Linked DNA regions of Homo sapiens: regions 1 and 3 are each linked to region 2. The links are chromatin contacts, found by Hi-C or POLR2A ChIA-PET in ENCODE. All regions are on one chromosome and are shown on one strand. The core of a region is the stretch at or near the end of the contact, and the rest is flanking DNA. Distances in the headings are between cores, read along the strand shown.

The links. Hi-C counts contacts between places; a loop is a spot of excess contacts on that map. ChIA-PET counts read pairs that join two places held with the same protein, here RNA polymerase II (POLR2A). Pooled maps may share reads with other maps.
Region 1: a loop to region 2 is called in a pooled map, with 4 times the contacts of the local background. The contact joins the enhancer-like site here to the promoter of TRIM56 in region 2. A Hi-C loop is called at or near these places in 2 of 50 pooled maps. POLR2A ChIA-PET finds 5 or more read pairs at or near these places in 4 of 52 experiments (HEK293, K562, WTC11 and 1 more).
Region 3: POLR2A ChIA-PET joins it to region 2 with 12 read pairs in Caco-2. The contact joins the enhancer-like site here to the promoter of TRIM56 in region 2. A Hi-C loop is called at or near these places in 2 of 50 pooled maps. POLR2A ChIA-PET finds 5 or more read pairs at or near these places in 4 of 52 experiments (Caco-2, WTC11, activated CD4-positive, alpha-beta T cell and 1 more).

The regions. Positions count from the first base shown.
Region 1 is chr7:101,388,892-101,394,023 of GRCh38, forward strand. All of the region lies in intron 1 of COL26A1 (collagen type XXVI alpha 1 chain), which reads left to right. Among named protein-coding and RNA genes, the nearest start is that of COL26A1, 29 kb to the left of the region's middle. RefSeq lists enhancers at 2,057-2,351, 2,315-2,434. Within about 2 kb of position 2,165, at least 4 of the 41 ENCODE cell types and tissues checked have a DNase peak (open chromatin) inside an H3K27ac peak, as active enhancers do.
Region 2 is chr7:101,083,927-101,089,016 of GRCh38, forward strand. TRIM56 (tripartite motif containing 56) reads left to right here and starts at 1,555. Exons shown (of 3, transcript NM_030961.3): 1 at 1,555-1,645; 2 at 3,080-3,242; 3 at 3,386-5,090. The coding sequence starts at 3,387. RefSeq lists enhancers at 1-412, 1,116-1,165, 3,247-3,887, 3,888-4,527.
Region 3 is chr7:100,724,558-100,729,374 of GRCh38, forward strand. No RefSeq gene overlaps it. Among named protein-coding and RNA genes, the nearest start is that of EPO, 6.5 kb to the left of the region's middle. RefSeq lists a silencer at 274-508 and an enhancer at 660-839. Within about 2 kb of position 1,299, at least 5 of the 41 ENCODE cell types and tissues checked have a DNase peak (open chromatin) inside an H3K27ac peak, as active enhancers do.

The DNA of each region.
Region 1 (5,132 bases), core at 915-3,414, 310 kb after region 2:
AGCGACTGAGTAGCTCCTCTTGTACATTGCCTTTCTGGAACACATAGCAGATCAGGAATATCTACCAATTCCTCTGACAAGGACAGGATTTTGGCCGCCATGGGGCTTCCCCTTCTTGGGCTTTTTAGCCTTGAGGTGACCGTTTTTCACCTTGCCACCAGAATCAGCCTTCTTGGCTTCAGGTTTCCTCAGTATCCGTCTTAACATTTTCACCCACTGTCTTGCAAGATGGGAAAGAGCGGGTTTTGACCGAATGGGTATGAAGTGGTATCTCATTGTGGTTTTGATTTGTCTTTTCCTAATGATTAGTGATGTTGAACATCTTTTTAGGTGCTTGCTGGCCATTTGTATATCTTCCTTGGAGAAATTTCTATTATTAAGCTGTTAGCCCTGTTTTGAATTGGGTTGTTTCTATATTGTTGTTGAGTTGTAGGAGTTCCTTATGTATCTGGATATTAACCCTTTATCAGATGTATGATTTGCACATTTTTTTTTTTTTTTTTTTTGAGATGGAGTCTCACTCTGAAGCCCATGCTAGAGTGCAGCGGCTCAGTCTTGGCTCACTGCAACCTCTGCCTCTGGGGCTCAAGCGATTCTCCTGCCTCAGCCTCCTGAGCAGCTGGGACTACAGGCATGCACCACCATGTCCAGCTATTTTTTTTGTATTTTATTTTATTTTTTGAGATGGAGTTTTTCTCTTGTTGCCCAGGCTGGAGTGCAATGGCGCGATCTTGGCTCACGGCAACCTCTGCTACCCGGGTTCAAGAAATTCTCGTGCCTCAGCCTCTCGAGTAGCTGATTACAGGCATGCGCCACCATGCCCAGCTAATTATGTACTTTTAGTAGAGACGAGGTTTCTCCATGTTGGGCAGGCTGGTCTCGAACTCCCAACCTCAGGTGATCCGCCCATCTCGGCCTCCCAAAGTGCTGGGATTACAGGCGTGAGCCACCGCGTCTGGCAATTTTTTGTATTTTAGTAGAGATGGGGTTTCACCGTGTTGCCCAGGTGGTCTTGAACTCCAGAGCCCAGGAGATTTCCCCACCTCTTCTTGTATTCTGTGAGTTGCCTTTTCACTCTGTTGATTGGATCTTTCGATGCACAGAAATTTTTACTTTTGATGTAACTTAATTTATTGATATCTCTTTTTTTCTCCTGTTGGCTGGGCTTTTTTTGGGTGTCATAGCCAAGAAATCATTGCCAATCTAGTGTCATGAAGCTTTTAAGAGTTTTAGACCTTTTAGGTCTCATGTTAAGGGTTTTTTTTTTTTTTTTTTTTTTTTTTTGAGACAAAGTCTCATTCTGTCATCCAGGCTAGGGTGCAGTGGCACAATCTCAGCTCGCTGCAACCTGCCTTCTGGGTTCAAGCGATTCTCCTGCCTCAGCCTCCCGAGTAGCTGGAATTACAGGTGTGTGCCACCTGTAATGGGGTTTCACCGTGTTGGCCAGGCTGGTCTTGAACTCCTGACCTCAAGCGATCTGCCCGCCTCGGCCTCTCAATGTGCTAGGATTACAGATGTGAGGCACTGAGCCTGGCTTTAGTTTTGTTTTGGTGAGACAGGGTCTTGCTCTGTTGTTCAGGCTGGAGGGCAGTAGTGCAATCATAGCTCACTGCAGCCTCAAACTCCTGGGCTCAAGCCATCCACCCACCTCTGCCTCCTGAGTAGCTGGGACTACAGGCATGCACTACCATGCCTGGCTACTTTTTAAATTTTTTGAGAAATGGGATCTTGCTATATTGTCCAGGCTGGTCTCAAACTCTTGGCCTCAAGTAATCCTCCAGCCTCAGGCTCTCAAAGCATTCAGATTACAGATGTGAGCCACCATGCCTGGCCTGGAGCCACTTTTAAAGAAGCCACCAGCTTTAGGGCATGGAAGTGGATGGAGAAGGGAGATATTTCTAAAAATTTCTTGGAAATATCTGGTGAGGTCTCAGGGATTCCGAGGCTGGGAAGCTCAGTGGGCTGTGCAACCGGTCCAGGCTGTGTGGGGAGGGGGCCTTGCCTGTGGGCCTCCCGGGGACCTCAGAATTCTTTGCTCCTCTCTCCTCCCACTGTGGCTTTAGAGATCCTTTCCCTCTCTAGGTCTACTCTTTGGCCTGTGCCCTTTGCCTCTGGCCTGACCTGCTAACCAAAGCCTTCTGTTCTGAGGTCAGCCGCTGCCTGGCTGTGGTAACAGGAGCCTCAGGGGAACAGAGCAGCGGAAGGAAAGGGGGATGGGGAGGGCCCCAGCCCTTGAAGCTGAGCAGATGGCAAAGAAAAACATGGCCTGTTTGCCTCTCTGGGGTGTCCGGTTCTGGGGGCAAGGCAGGAGTTTCTCTGGTCTCAGTTTATTCACACATGACTGTGCGTGGGAGCATATAGGGGGGTGTGGGTCACCCCCTTTTTGCTGGAAGCATCCGGGCCTGGCCGGGATTCTATTTTTTTTATTTTTTTTAAAAAGTGTTCCTGGGGCCTGATTGTATCTGATCTGTGAATTCATCTTGGGCAAGGGCTGTGATATACTCCTGGGCCCGTATCCTAGGACCTAGAGAAGGTCCTATTGGATGACAGCTGGAGCCAGGAAATTTCAGAAGCAAACTAGAGTCTTCATGTTTCTCATTTAGTCCTTCTAGGTCTTCTCTATGGTTCTCTGGAAGGAGACATTGATCTCTGCATTTGGACCCTATTTTTATTATTATTTATTTTTGAGACGGAGTCTCACTCTTCTGCCCAGGCTGGAGTGCAGTGGCACGATCTCAGCTCACTGCAACCTCCACCTCCCAGGTTCAAAGAGATTCTCCTGCCTCCCGAGTAGCTGGGACTACAGGCGTGTGCCACCACGCCCGGCTAATTTTTCTATTTTTAGTAGAGACGGGGTATCACCATGTCAGTCAGGCTGGTCTCAAACTCCTGACCTCAAATGATCTGCCCACCTCGGTCTTCCAAAGTGCTGGGGTTATAGGCATGAGCCACCATGCCAAGCCTTTCTTTTCTTTTCTTTTCTTTTCTTTTCTTTTCTTTTTTTTCTGTAGAGATGTGGTCTTGCTATGTTGCTCAGGCTGATCTTGAATTCCTGGTCTCAAGTGATCCTCCCGCCTCAGCTTCCTAAAGTGCTGGGATTACAGGCATGAGCCACAGCACCTGGCCTGGAAGTGCATTCTCAGAGTCCAGCAGGGCAGTGTGTGTTCTTCGAGGCAGGGAAGTGTATGGGCCTGAGACATCAGTGGATGCAAATGGCTAAGGAAAGAGGTCATTCTGGCAGAGGAGGGAGAAGTTGCTAGAGATTTCACTGCAGAGGTGTGACGGGGCTGGGCCGTGAGGGTGGCGGGTGCACAGGCAGGAGGGTTACTCCAGGTTGCAGGAAAACAGCAGGAGTGAAGGTACATGAGGGCCATGAGTCTGGCCTGTTGGGGCAGTGTGCATCTACCTCCTGCCCCCCAGCTATAGGCACCGGTTCCTTTTTCCATCTGTTGTTATGAGCAGGTGCCTTCCGTACCAGCTAGGGAACAAGTATCCAACAACCAGGCTTTTTTTTTTTTTTTTTTTTTTAAGATGGAGTCTCACTCTGTCATCTAGGCTGGACTGTAGTGGTGCCATCTCAGCTCACTGCAACCTCCGCCTCCCGGGTTCAAGCAATTCTCCTGCCTCAGCCTCCTGAGTAGCTAGGATTACTGGTGCCCACCACCATACCTGGCTAATTTTTGTATTTTTAGTAGAGATGGGGTTTCACCACATTGGCCAGGCTAGTGTCAAACTCCTGACCTCGAGTGATCCACCCGCCTCAGCCTCCCAAAGTGCTGGGACTACAGGGATGAGCCATTGCACCTGGCCAAAAACCAGGCTTTTTGGTGATGGCTGGGAACCCAGAAAGGGTGACAGTCATTTGTGATCCAATTCCTAGTTGTCTGAAATGTGCCTCCCTCCACCGCATGGCCTCACCACTGATAGCTTGGTCACCTATCAGCTGTGTGGTCTGGGCTTGCCACGGGTGGGACGCAGGAGAGTGGCCCTCAAAGATAGGTAAGTCCTAATCCCTGCAACCTGTGAATATGCTACTTTACATGGTAAAAGGGACTGTTCAGATGTAAACAAAATAAGGATCTTTTTTACATTTTCAATAAAAAAATGTTTTTTTGTTTTTTTTTTTTTTGAGATGGAGTCTCGCTCTATTGCCCAGGCTGGAGTGCAGTGGCACAATCTCAGCTCACTGCAACCCCCACCTTCTGGGTTCAAGCAGTTCTCCTGCCTCAGCCTCCCAGTAGCTGAGATTACAGGCGTGTGCCACCATGCCCAGCTAATTCTTTTGTAATTTTAGTACAGACAGGGTATATTAGTCAGAGTTTTCTAGAGGGACAGAACTAATAGGATATATGTATATGGGAGTTTGTTAAGGAGTATTAACTCCTGAATTAACACGATCACAAGGTCTCACAATAGGCCATCTGCAAGCTGAGGAGCAAGGAAGCCAGTCTGAGTCCCAAAGCTGAAGAAATTGGAGTTGGATGTTTCAGGGCAGGAAGCATCCAGCACGGGAGAAAGATGTGGGCTGGGAGGCTAGGCCAGTCTAGCCTTTTCACATTTTTCTACCTGCTTTATATTCTAGCTGCACTGGCAGCTGATGAGATGGTGCCCACCCAGATTGAGGGTGGGTCTGCCTTTCCCAGCCCACTGACTCAAACTGACAACATCTTCACAGACACACCCAGGATCAATACTTTGCATCCTTCAATCCAATCAAGTTGACACTCAGTATTAACCATCACACAGGGTTTCATCATGTTGGCTGGGCTGGTCTTGAACTCCTGACCTCAGATGATCCACCTACCTCAGCCTCCCAAAGTGCTGGGATTACAGGTGTGAGCCACTGTGCCTGGCCAATTTTTAATTTATTTTAGAGACAGGGTCTCACTCTGTCACCCAGGCTGGAGTGCAGTGGTGTGATCCTAGCTCACTACAGCCTCAAACTTCTGGGCTCCAGGGATCCTCCCACTTCAGCTTCCTGAGTAGCTGCGACTACAGGTGTGTGCCACTACACCTGGCTAATTTTTAAAAATATTTTATTTTTTAGATTAAAAAAAAATTTTTTTTTTAGAGATGGGATCTTGCTATGTTGCCCAGGCTGGTCTCAAACTTCTGGCCTCAAGTAGCCCTCC
Region 2 (5,090 bases), core at 305-2,804:
GACCCTCTCTCTTTTGGATTTCCACCTACCTCTCTGGCATCTATGTCTCAGCCCCTCCACCTTTCACCTGGACCCTGAGGTCAGGCTCCCTTCTGTCCTCTCGGCTGCTGCCAGAGTGAGCTCTTACAGCTTCAGTTTCCTACTTAAATTCCGCCATGTGGATAAAAAGGTACAAACATGCATAGGTATGTCATGAATTAATTACGGTAAAATGATAATTGTAGAACAGAAGTGGTGGAGATATGGGTGTTCACCGCAATTCTTTCAACTTCTTTGTGCTTTGAATTTTTCATAAAATGAGGCTGTGCATGTTGGCTCACGCCTGTAATCCCAGCACTTTGGGAGGCCAAGGTGGGTGGATCACTTGAGGTCAGAAGTTCGAGACCAGCCTGGCCAACATAGTGAAACCCCATCTCTACTAAAAATACAAAAATTAGCTGGGCGTGGCAGTGAGTGCCCGTAATCCCAGCTACTTTGGAGGCTGAGGCAGGAGGATCGCTTGAACCCGGGAAGCGGAGGTTGCTGTGAGCTAAGATCACACCACTGCACTCCAGCCTGGGCGACAGAGCGAGGCTTTGTCTCAAAATAAAAATTATTTTTTCATGAAATGTTGAGGGAAATCTCCTGCAATGATTCTTTTGTCTTTTTTGATAAAATGCAGGCTTCTCTGCCAACACTCTCGTATCCTCTCCACACACATCATCCTAAATGGGGATGTACCCTTGCTGCTCCCAGTACCTGGAACAGGAACATTCTTCTCAGTGTTCTCCAGCCCTCTATGCCCTCTTACTGTTTTATTTTTTAGACAGGGTCTTGCTCTGTCATCCAGGCTGGAGTGCAGTGTCACCATCATGGCTCACTGCAGCCTCGACCTCCCAGGTTCAAGTGATTCTCCTGCCTCAGTCTCCTGAGTATCTGGGATTACAGGTATGCGCTACCATGCACGGCTAGCGAATTTTTTATGGAGACTGGGTCTCACCATATTGCCCAAGCTGGTCTTGAACTCCTGGGCTGAAGCAATCCTCCCGCCTTCTTTAAACTCATCTCATTGATGCCTTCTCCAGGAAGCCTGTGCTGTTCCCTCAGCAAGAGGCTTCTTACCTGATCCCCCACAGCCTCTCCTACAGCTCAGCAACGGTTTATGGAATGAAAGGCCTCTCTTGAAGCTTTGCAGGCACCTGCCTGCCTGAGGTGTTAGCAAATCTGCAGACCCGCCCTGAGGCCATGTGTCTAGTTACCCTGGTCTCTGAATCACAGATGAGCTCTCATTTCTTCCCACAAATAAACCCTGTGACCCTCCACCCTCTACTCAGAGAACCCGCCCTCAGGTAGTTCCCTGTTTGTGACATACACACACTTAGCCCTGAGGCTGGACTGACAGGCCGACCTGGCTGGTGGACTCCAGCCCAAGCCTGCCAGCTGCCTGCCGGGGTGGGGGCCTTGGCGGGAGAGGACGGGGCCGGGTGGGGAGGAAGGCGGGGCCTGAGGCTGTGCGAGGCGAGTCGGTGTGTCCCTGGCTGGGACGGAAGTTGCACCACAAGTACAATTAGTTTCAGTTTTGTTTCTTTTCCAGGCACCCAGCAACGGCGGCCTCCAGGCCTCAGGCCCCCTCACCATCCTAGAGGTCAAGATCAGCTCTGGCTAGGTAAGGGGTGGGGGGCGGCACAGCTATAGGAAGGACCGAGCGGAGGGAGTAGGGGGAGGGGAGTGGAGAGAGAGCGCGGGAGGAGGAGGAAGGGAAGGAAAGGGAGGGCGTGAAGAGGCACCCGGAAGGCAGGAGGAGAGGGCAGGAGGGAAACTGCACTCGCCTCCCTCCCGCTCCGTGGCCACAGGTCCCCGCAAGAAAGACCCCGTCCCACTCTCTGAGGTCTCCTCCCAGCTCCAGAAAAGGGGACATTCCACCTAGTCTGCCCAACAAGTAGGTCTCAGCCACTGTGCCAGGAGCTCGGGACTCCCTCCCTCCAGAGGTTTCTGGAATGCATTCAGCAGGAAAAGCTAAAAGAACAGGACTCCAGGAGATAAGCCAAGGCCAAGTCTATCAGAGGGTGAGCCAGCAGCGGGAAGGGGACCAGCCCTTCCCCTAGCGTTTTTTCTGCCCGCTCCAGAATCCGCTTTAGAAACTGTTAAATGCAGAAAGTGGGGCCTCCACCACCCGCGATGCTGCCCCAGGTCTAGCAGAAGACAGGTGTAAGGCCAGGCGGGTGCGGTGGCTCATGCCTGTAATCCTAATGCTTTGGGAAGGCCGAGACGGGAGGATAGCCTGAGGCCAGGAGTTGGAGACCAGCCTGGGCAACATAGCAAGACCCCATCTCTACAAAAAGTGATAATTTTTAAAAAATGGGCTGGCTGGGCCCCTGGGCATGGTGGCTCACGCCTATAATCCCAGCACTTTGGGAGACCGAGGAGGGCGGATCACCTGAGGTCAGGAGTTCAAGACCAGCCTGGCCAATAGGGCCAAACTCCATTTCTACTAAACATACAAAAATTAGCCGGGTGTGATGGTGCGCACCTGTAATCACAGCTACTCGGGAGGCTGAGGCAGGAGAATCACTTGAACCTGGCAGGTGGAGGTGGCAGTGAGCCAAGATCGCACCACTGCACTCCAGCCTGGGCAACAGAGTGAGACTCTGTCTCAAAAAAAAAAAAAAAAAAAAAAAAGGCTGGGCATGGTGGCACATGCCTGTACTCCCAACTACTCAAAAGACTTGAGTCTAGGAGTTTGAGGCTGCAGTGAACTACGATCACGCCACTGCACTCCAGCCTGGGTGACAGAGGGTGACCCTATTGCTAAAAACTAAAATAAAATAAAAAGAAGGCAGGTGTATGGGGCTTGGAGGATTAAAGCCCCCTAAGCTACTGCAAGATCCTACCCCAACTGGCAGGACCTAGGCATCTCTGCCCACTGGGATCCCCGTCTGTGTCCTTACTGCCTGCTCCTCGCACCCTGGCACCCTATACAGCAGGACCCCAGTACCTGTGCACACAGGAGGGCTTCCACCATGTTTGCCACAAGGCCTGTGGACTGGGGACACTGAGGATTCGATTATTAGCTAAGGCCAGGGACTCCTGGTCTTGTCAGTTCTCACAGGTCTGACCCAACAAGTAGCACTGACATTTTTACGTTTGCTGGATGTACACACGGAAGTGGAGGAGGAGGAGGAGAAGGAGGAGGGCAGCTCCTTAGCTCAAGAGCAAGTGGCCCAAGGCCTCAGAAGACTAGAAGGAAGTTCCTGGCCATTCAGGTGAGACCTCAGGTTCCTTCCCGGCCATTTGGGTCAGCCCCTAGCCCTGGGGATCCGTGGGGCTTGAGGACGGGCGGTAGAAGCTAGAGGGTGAGCTGGTGAAGGTGCCTTCTCAACTCTGATCCTGACGCCTCTGCCTGCAGCATGGTTTCCCACGGGTCCTCGCCCTCCCTCCTGGAGGCCCTGAGCAGCGACTTCCTGGCCTGTAAAATCTGCCTGGAGCAGCTGCGGGCACCCAAGACACTGCCCTGCCTGCATACCTACTGCCAAGACTGCCTGGCACAGCTGGCGGATGGCGGCCGCGTCCGCTGCCCCGAGTGCCGCGAGACAGTGCCTGTGCCGCCCGAGGGTGTGGCCTCCTTCAAGACCAACTTCTTCGTCAATGGGCTGCTGGACCTGGTGAAGGCCCGGGCCTGTGGAGACCTGCGTGCCGGGAAGCCAGCCTGTGCCCTGTGTCCCCTGGTGGGTGGCACCAGCACCGGGGGGCCGGCCACGGCCCGGTGCCTGGACTGTGCCGATGACTTGTGCCAGGCCTGTGCCGACGGGCACCGCTGCACCCGCCAGACCCACACCCACCGCGTGGTGGACCTGGTGGGCTACAGGGCCGGGTGGTATGATGAGGAGGCCCGGGAGCGCCAAGCGGCCCAGTGTCCCCAGCACCCCGGGGAGGCACTGCGCTTCCTGTGCCAGCCCTGCTCACAGTTGCTGTGCAGAGAGTGCCGCCTAGACCCCCACCTGGACCACCCCTGCCTGCCTCTGGCTGAAGCTGTGCGTGCCCGGAGGCCGGGCCTGGAGGGACTGCTGGCCGGTGTGGACAATAACCTGGTGGAGCTGGAGGCAGCGCGGAGGGTGGAGAAGGAGGCGCTAGCCCGGCTGCGGGAGCAGGCGGCCCGGGTGGGGACTCAGGTGGAGGAGGCGGCTGAGGGCGTCCTCCGGGCCCTGCTGGCCCAGAAGCAGGAGGTGCTGGGGCAGCTACGAGCCCACGTGGAGGCTGCCGAAGAAGCTGCTCGGGAGAGGCTGGCGGAGCTTGAGGGCCGGGAGCAGGTGGCCAGGGCCGCAGCCGCCTTCGCCCGCCGGGTACTCAGCCTGGGGCGAGAGGCCGAGATCCTCTCCCTGGAAGGGGCGATCGCACAGCGGCTCAGGCAGCTGCAGGGCTGCCCCTGGGCACCAGGCCCGGCCCCCTGCCTGCTCCCACAGCTGGAGCTCCATCCTGGGCTCCTGGACAAGAACTGCCACCTTCTTCGGCTGTCCTTTGAGGAGCAGCAGCCCCAGAAGGATGGTGGGAAAGACGGAGCTGGTACCCAGGGAGGTGAGGAGAGCCAGAGCCGGAGGGAGGATGAGCCGAAGACTGAGAGACAGGGTGGAGTCCAGCCCCAGGCTGGAGATGGAGCCCAGACCCCAAAAGAGGAAAAAGCCCAGACAACCCGAGAAGAGGGAGCCCAGACCTTGGAGGAGGACAGGGCCCAGACACCCCACGAGGATGGAGGACCCCAGCCCCACAGGGGTGGCAGACCCAACAAGAAGAAAAAGTTCAAAGGCAGGCTCAAGTCAATTTCCCGGGAGCCCAGCCCAGCCCTGGGGCCGAATCTGGACGGCTCTGGCCTCCTCCCCAGACCCATCTTTTACTGCAGTTTCCCCACGCGGATGCCTGGAGACAAGCGGTCCCCCCGGATCACCGGGCTCTGTCCCTTCGGTCCCCGGGAGATCCTGGTGGCGGATGAGCAGAACCGGGCACTGAAACGCTTCTCCCTCAACGGCGACTACAAGGGCACCGTGCCGGTCCCTGAGGGCTGCTCCCCTTGCAGCGTGGCCGCCCTGCAGAGCGCGGTGGCCTTCTCCGCTAGCGCA
Region 3 (4,817 bases), core at 49-2,548, 360 kb before region 2:
CTGGGTTCAAGTGATCCTCCCTCCTTAGCCTCCCAAAGTGCTGGGATTATAGGTGTGAGCCATTGCGCCTGGTTTATTCCTTCTACCTAATCCCTACCTGCTCCTTTACTCCCCTGGGGTGGGGGACATGGAACAAATGAACTCTACTTCCACTCTTGATTTCTACTTCTCATTTTCCCCTTTACTCTGACCACAACTTCAGATTCCTTCTCAAAAATAATGCTTCAGCGGGAAAGGACCACTGAGGAGGGACCTGTGCAGACAGCAAAAGCTGTCATAAAACTGTATGGGAGGCCAGGCACGGTGGCTCATGCCTGTAATCCCAGCACTTTGGGAGGCTGAGGTGGGTGGATCATCTGAGGTCAGGTGTTTGAGACCAGCCTGGCCAACGTGGTGAAACCCCATGTCTACTAAAAATACAAAAAATTAGCCGGGTGTGGTGGTGGGCTCCTGTAATCCCAGCTATTCTGGAGGCTGAGGCAGGAGAATCACTGAACCTGGGAGGCGGAGGTTGCAGTGAGCCGAGGTCGTGCCACTGGACTCCAGCCTGGGCGACAAGAGCGAAACTCTGTCTCAAAAACAAAACAAAAACAAACAAACAAAAACAACTGTATGGGACCCCGATCCTGGTTGTTATCCCATATGTGAGGGCCGGTCTTTCTGCTTGTATCATCAACTGTAGAGAAGTCAGCCTGTGTTCCCCTGCACATATGCAAACGGGAGAGAATGTTTTGCAATCCGCAGCAGGAAAAATTACGGGAAGGTTTTGGAGGTTGGAGGGTACTTGACAGGTGTGTAGGGAGCGGGGCGGTAGGTGTGGAGCTGGGATGCGAGGAGTCGCCAAAGGGGAGGACCCAAGAGAATTTTCCCTCTGTTCTAACCGGCTCGTGGGCTACAGTGCCCTCTTCAGGTCTTACTAGGAACTGCTAGAGAAACCTACAAGCGATAGATCCTTAGGGCTCTGACCTTGTACATTTCTTTTCTTTTCTTTTCTTTTCTTTTTTTTCAATGGAGTCTCACTCTGTCACTCAGGCTGGAGTGCAGTGGCGCGATCTCGGCTCACTGCAACCTCCGCCTCCCGGGTTCAAGCGATTCTCCTGCCTCAGCCTCCCGAGTAGCTGGGACTACAGACGCCTGCTAACACACCTGGCTAATTTTTTGTATTTTTAGTAGAGATGGAGTTTCACCAGGTCGACCAGGCTGGTCTCAAACTCCTGAGCTCAGAGGATCCGCCCACCTCGGCCTCCCAAAGTGTTGGGTTTACAGGCGTGAGCCACCGCGCCCGGCTGTGACCTTGTACATTTCAATACACATTTATATTGTGGTTTCCACAGATGGCATTTGATTCTTGCACCAGGAATGCTGTGAGTCAGTAAAGGAGAAATCTCCCTCTTAGGCTGCTGACATCGGAGCTAAGAGGCTTGTTCTTAAGCCGAAGGAATCTGGCTAATAAGAGACTGAGCTAGAACCTGAGCACAGGATTTAGGACTCCTAATCCCAAAGGCTGTCCACCTCTTAGCCTGATTTGTAGTCTAAGGCTCAAACATCTCATCAATGAGCAACCCGCTTTTGCCTCCCTCCTCTCCGTCTGCAGGATTCAGGGTCACTGATCTTATTCCACAACTGTCTTCAGACTTCTCACTGCTTTCAGTTTCTAAAATATAATAAAAAAATAGTAATTTTCAACCAGATGTTGTGGCTCACGCCTGTAATCCCAGCACTTTGGGAGGCTGAGGTGGGAGGATCCCTTGAGCTCAGGAGTTTGAGACCACCCTGGGCAACATAGTGAGACCCCCATCTCTACAAAAAAATTTAAACATTAGCTGGATGTGGTGGCATGCAGCTGTAGTGCCAGCTACTCAGGAGGCTGAGGTGGGAGAATCACTCAAGCCTGGGAGGTTGAGGCTGCAGTGAGCTGTGATCACACCACTGCATTCTAGCCTGGGTGACAGAGCAAGATCCCATCCCCTCCCCCACAAAAAGAGTAGTTATCAAACCTGAACTGTCTGACCACTCCTGGGATGGATGTGAGAGGCAAGTACGTTAGAAACATTTAAAACATTTATTCCAAGTTTATAGAATGGCTACTGTGAACCAAGCCTTTGCACTAAGTGCTAGGAGACATGAAATGACACTCATAGCCCAGTGGCCAGTGGGCAGCCTCCTGGGGGCAAAAAAAGGCACACATTAATTCATTTTATTTTATTTATTTATTTTTTGAGACAGGGTCTTGTTGTGTCACCCAGGCTGGAGGGCAGTGGCACAATCTCAGCTCACTGCAACCTCCACCTCCTGGGTTCAAGCAATTCTTGTGCCTCAGCCTCCCGAGTAGCTGGGATTACAGGCACATGCCACCACACCCGGCTAGTTTGTGTGTGTGTGTTTGTGTTTTTTTGTTTGTTTGTTTTTGTTTTGTTTTTTGGTAGAGATGGGGTTTCTCCATGTTGGCCAGCCTGGTCTCGAACTCCTGATCTCAGGTGATCCACTCATCAGTCTCCCAAAATGCTGGGATTACATGCATGAGCCACTGCACCTGGCCTTGACGCACATTAATTCAGACGTAGTCATTTTGGTATGGGACTGAGTGCTAAGCTGTGCAATGCCAAGAGGCCGGGGAAGGGAAGAACCACAGGATTTAGAAGAACTAAGCGAGGCCCAGAGTCTGTGCTGAGAGGCAGATTCCCAAGGAGGGTGTTGCCAGATTTCAGAGGTTCTTCGAGTGCAGGCCAGGAAAGGAACTTTCCTCTGAACTGTGATCATGGTTATAATTAACAACACATTCAATCTGTGGCATCTGCATGCTGCGATTCTCACCCGAACTCCACGAAGCAGGAATACAATGAGTATCATCCCCATTTGTCAGATGGGGAACTAAGTTCTGCTGGAAAGTGACAGAGCCAACACTTTTGACTTTCTGGTGGGGACAGGAGCCAGCAAAGCCTAGTTCTGAGTCAAGGGGTTACATAATTGTTTAAAGATGATGCCTTCTGTTTGTAGAGAGCTTGGCTATTTACATGAAAAGCATGTGATTTCCTGGCATGCTTTTCATTTGCTCTCCTAACGCCAAGAGGAAGGCAGGGATGATGGAGGGTCCCCATTTTGCAGAGGAGGAAACTGAGGCCCAAAGAGATTATGGGCCTTGCCCAGGTCATAAAACACGGAGATGGGGCTGGACGAAGTGGCTCATACTAGTAATCCCAGCACTTTGGGAGACTGAGGCAGGAGGAGGGCTTGAGCACAAGAGTTCCAGACTGGCCCCAGAAACATAGGGAGACCCTGTCTCTAAAAAAAATTTTAAAGCAGTGGGGCATGATGGTGTGCACCTGTAGGCCCAGCAGAAGCAGGAGGGATCACTTGAACCCAGGGATTTGAGACTGCATTGAGCTATGATTGCAGCGCTGCACTCCAGCCAGGGTGACAGAGCAAGACCCTGGCTCAAAAGAGAGAAAAAAAAAAAGTCCGGGTGTGGTAGCTCAAGTCTGTAATCCCTGCACTTTGGGAGGCCAAGGTGGGTGGATCACTTGAGGTCAGGAATTTGAGACCAGCCTGGCCAACATGGTGAAACCCCATCTCTACTAAAATTACAAACATTAGCCAGGTGTGGTGGTGCATGCCTGTAATCCCAGCTACTTGGGAGGCAGAGGCACGAGGATTGCTTGAACCTGGGAGGCAGAGGTTGCAGTGAGCTGAGAGATCGAGTCACTGCACTCCATCTTGAGCAACAAGAGCGAGACTCCGTCTCAAAAAGAAAAAAAAAAGAGAGAGAGAGAGAGTCCCTTTTCTCTCTGACCCAGGATCACCAGGGAGAGGAAAGAGAAGAGATGGAGTGAATGAGACAGCTGTGGTCAGCAAGGCGTGTCCATCTTCCACGACCGACTCCTTCCCATTCAATCCCCTGCCTTGGGATCCTGCTTCTTCCCTGCATAGGCAGAAAGTACCTACCAACTTCCCTTCTTCCCAACTCCCTGCTCTGAGTACTGCGCTAGGAGCCAACTCAGCCACCTCCTGCAGCCCCAGCTCTCCATCTTAACTGCAGCCTCTCGCTCTTGGGTACTCACTGACTCAAATCCTCCCTCTGGGCCCAAGCATCAGGCTGAACAAAGACCTGTCCCTAGTTCACAGGTCACCTAGGATTCTTTTTTTTTTTCTTTGAGATGGGGTTTCGCTCTTGTTGCCCAGGCTGGAGTGCAATGGCGCGATCTCAGCTCACTGCAAACTTTGCCTCCCGGGTTCAAATGATTCTCCTGCCTCAGCCTCCTGAGTAGCTGGGATTACAGGCATGTGCCACCACACCTGGTTAATTTTGTATTTTTAGTACAGACAGGGTTTCTCCGTGTTGGTCAGGCTGGTCTCGAACCCCGACCTCAGGTGATCCACCTGCCTCAACCTCCCAAAGTGCTGGGATTACAGGCGTGAGCCACTGTGCCTGGCCAGTCACCTAGGGTTCTGCTGGAACTACTGAACTGTAGTTCAGTAGGTGATCTTACCACAGTAGGGTTTGTTGCTGGAGTTGCATTAGCTAAACAGGGTCTTTTAGACACTGGAATCTAAGCTGAAGGCTAATAATATTATTTGAAGATGGTGAAAGTTAATTCTACTAAAATTCCATCATAAAACTGTGGCATTGTGAAGGATTGTTGGCAACAAATAAATAGACGATAGTATAGTTTCTCAATTTATGGGAGTCATGGCCAAATGTCTCTAAACTCCCTTCTTTATTTAAGAAAATTGATTATTAAAAATGGCCAGTGGTTCACGCCTGTAATCCCAACACTTTGGGGGGCCAAGGTGGGCGGATCACCTGAGGTCAGGAGTTC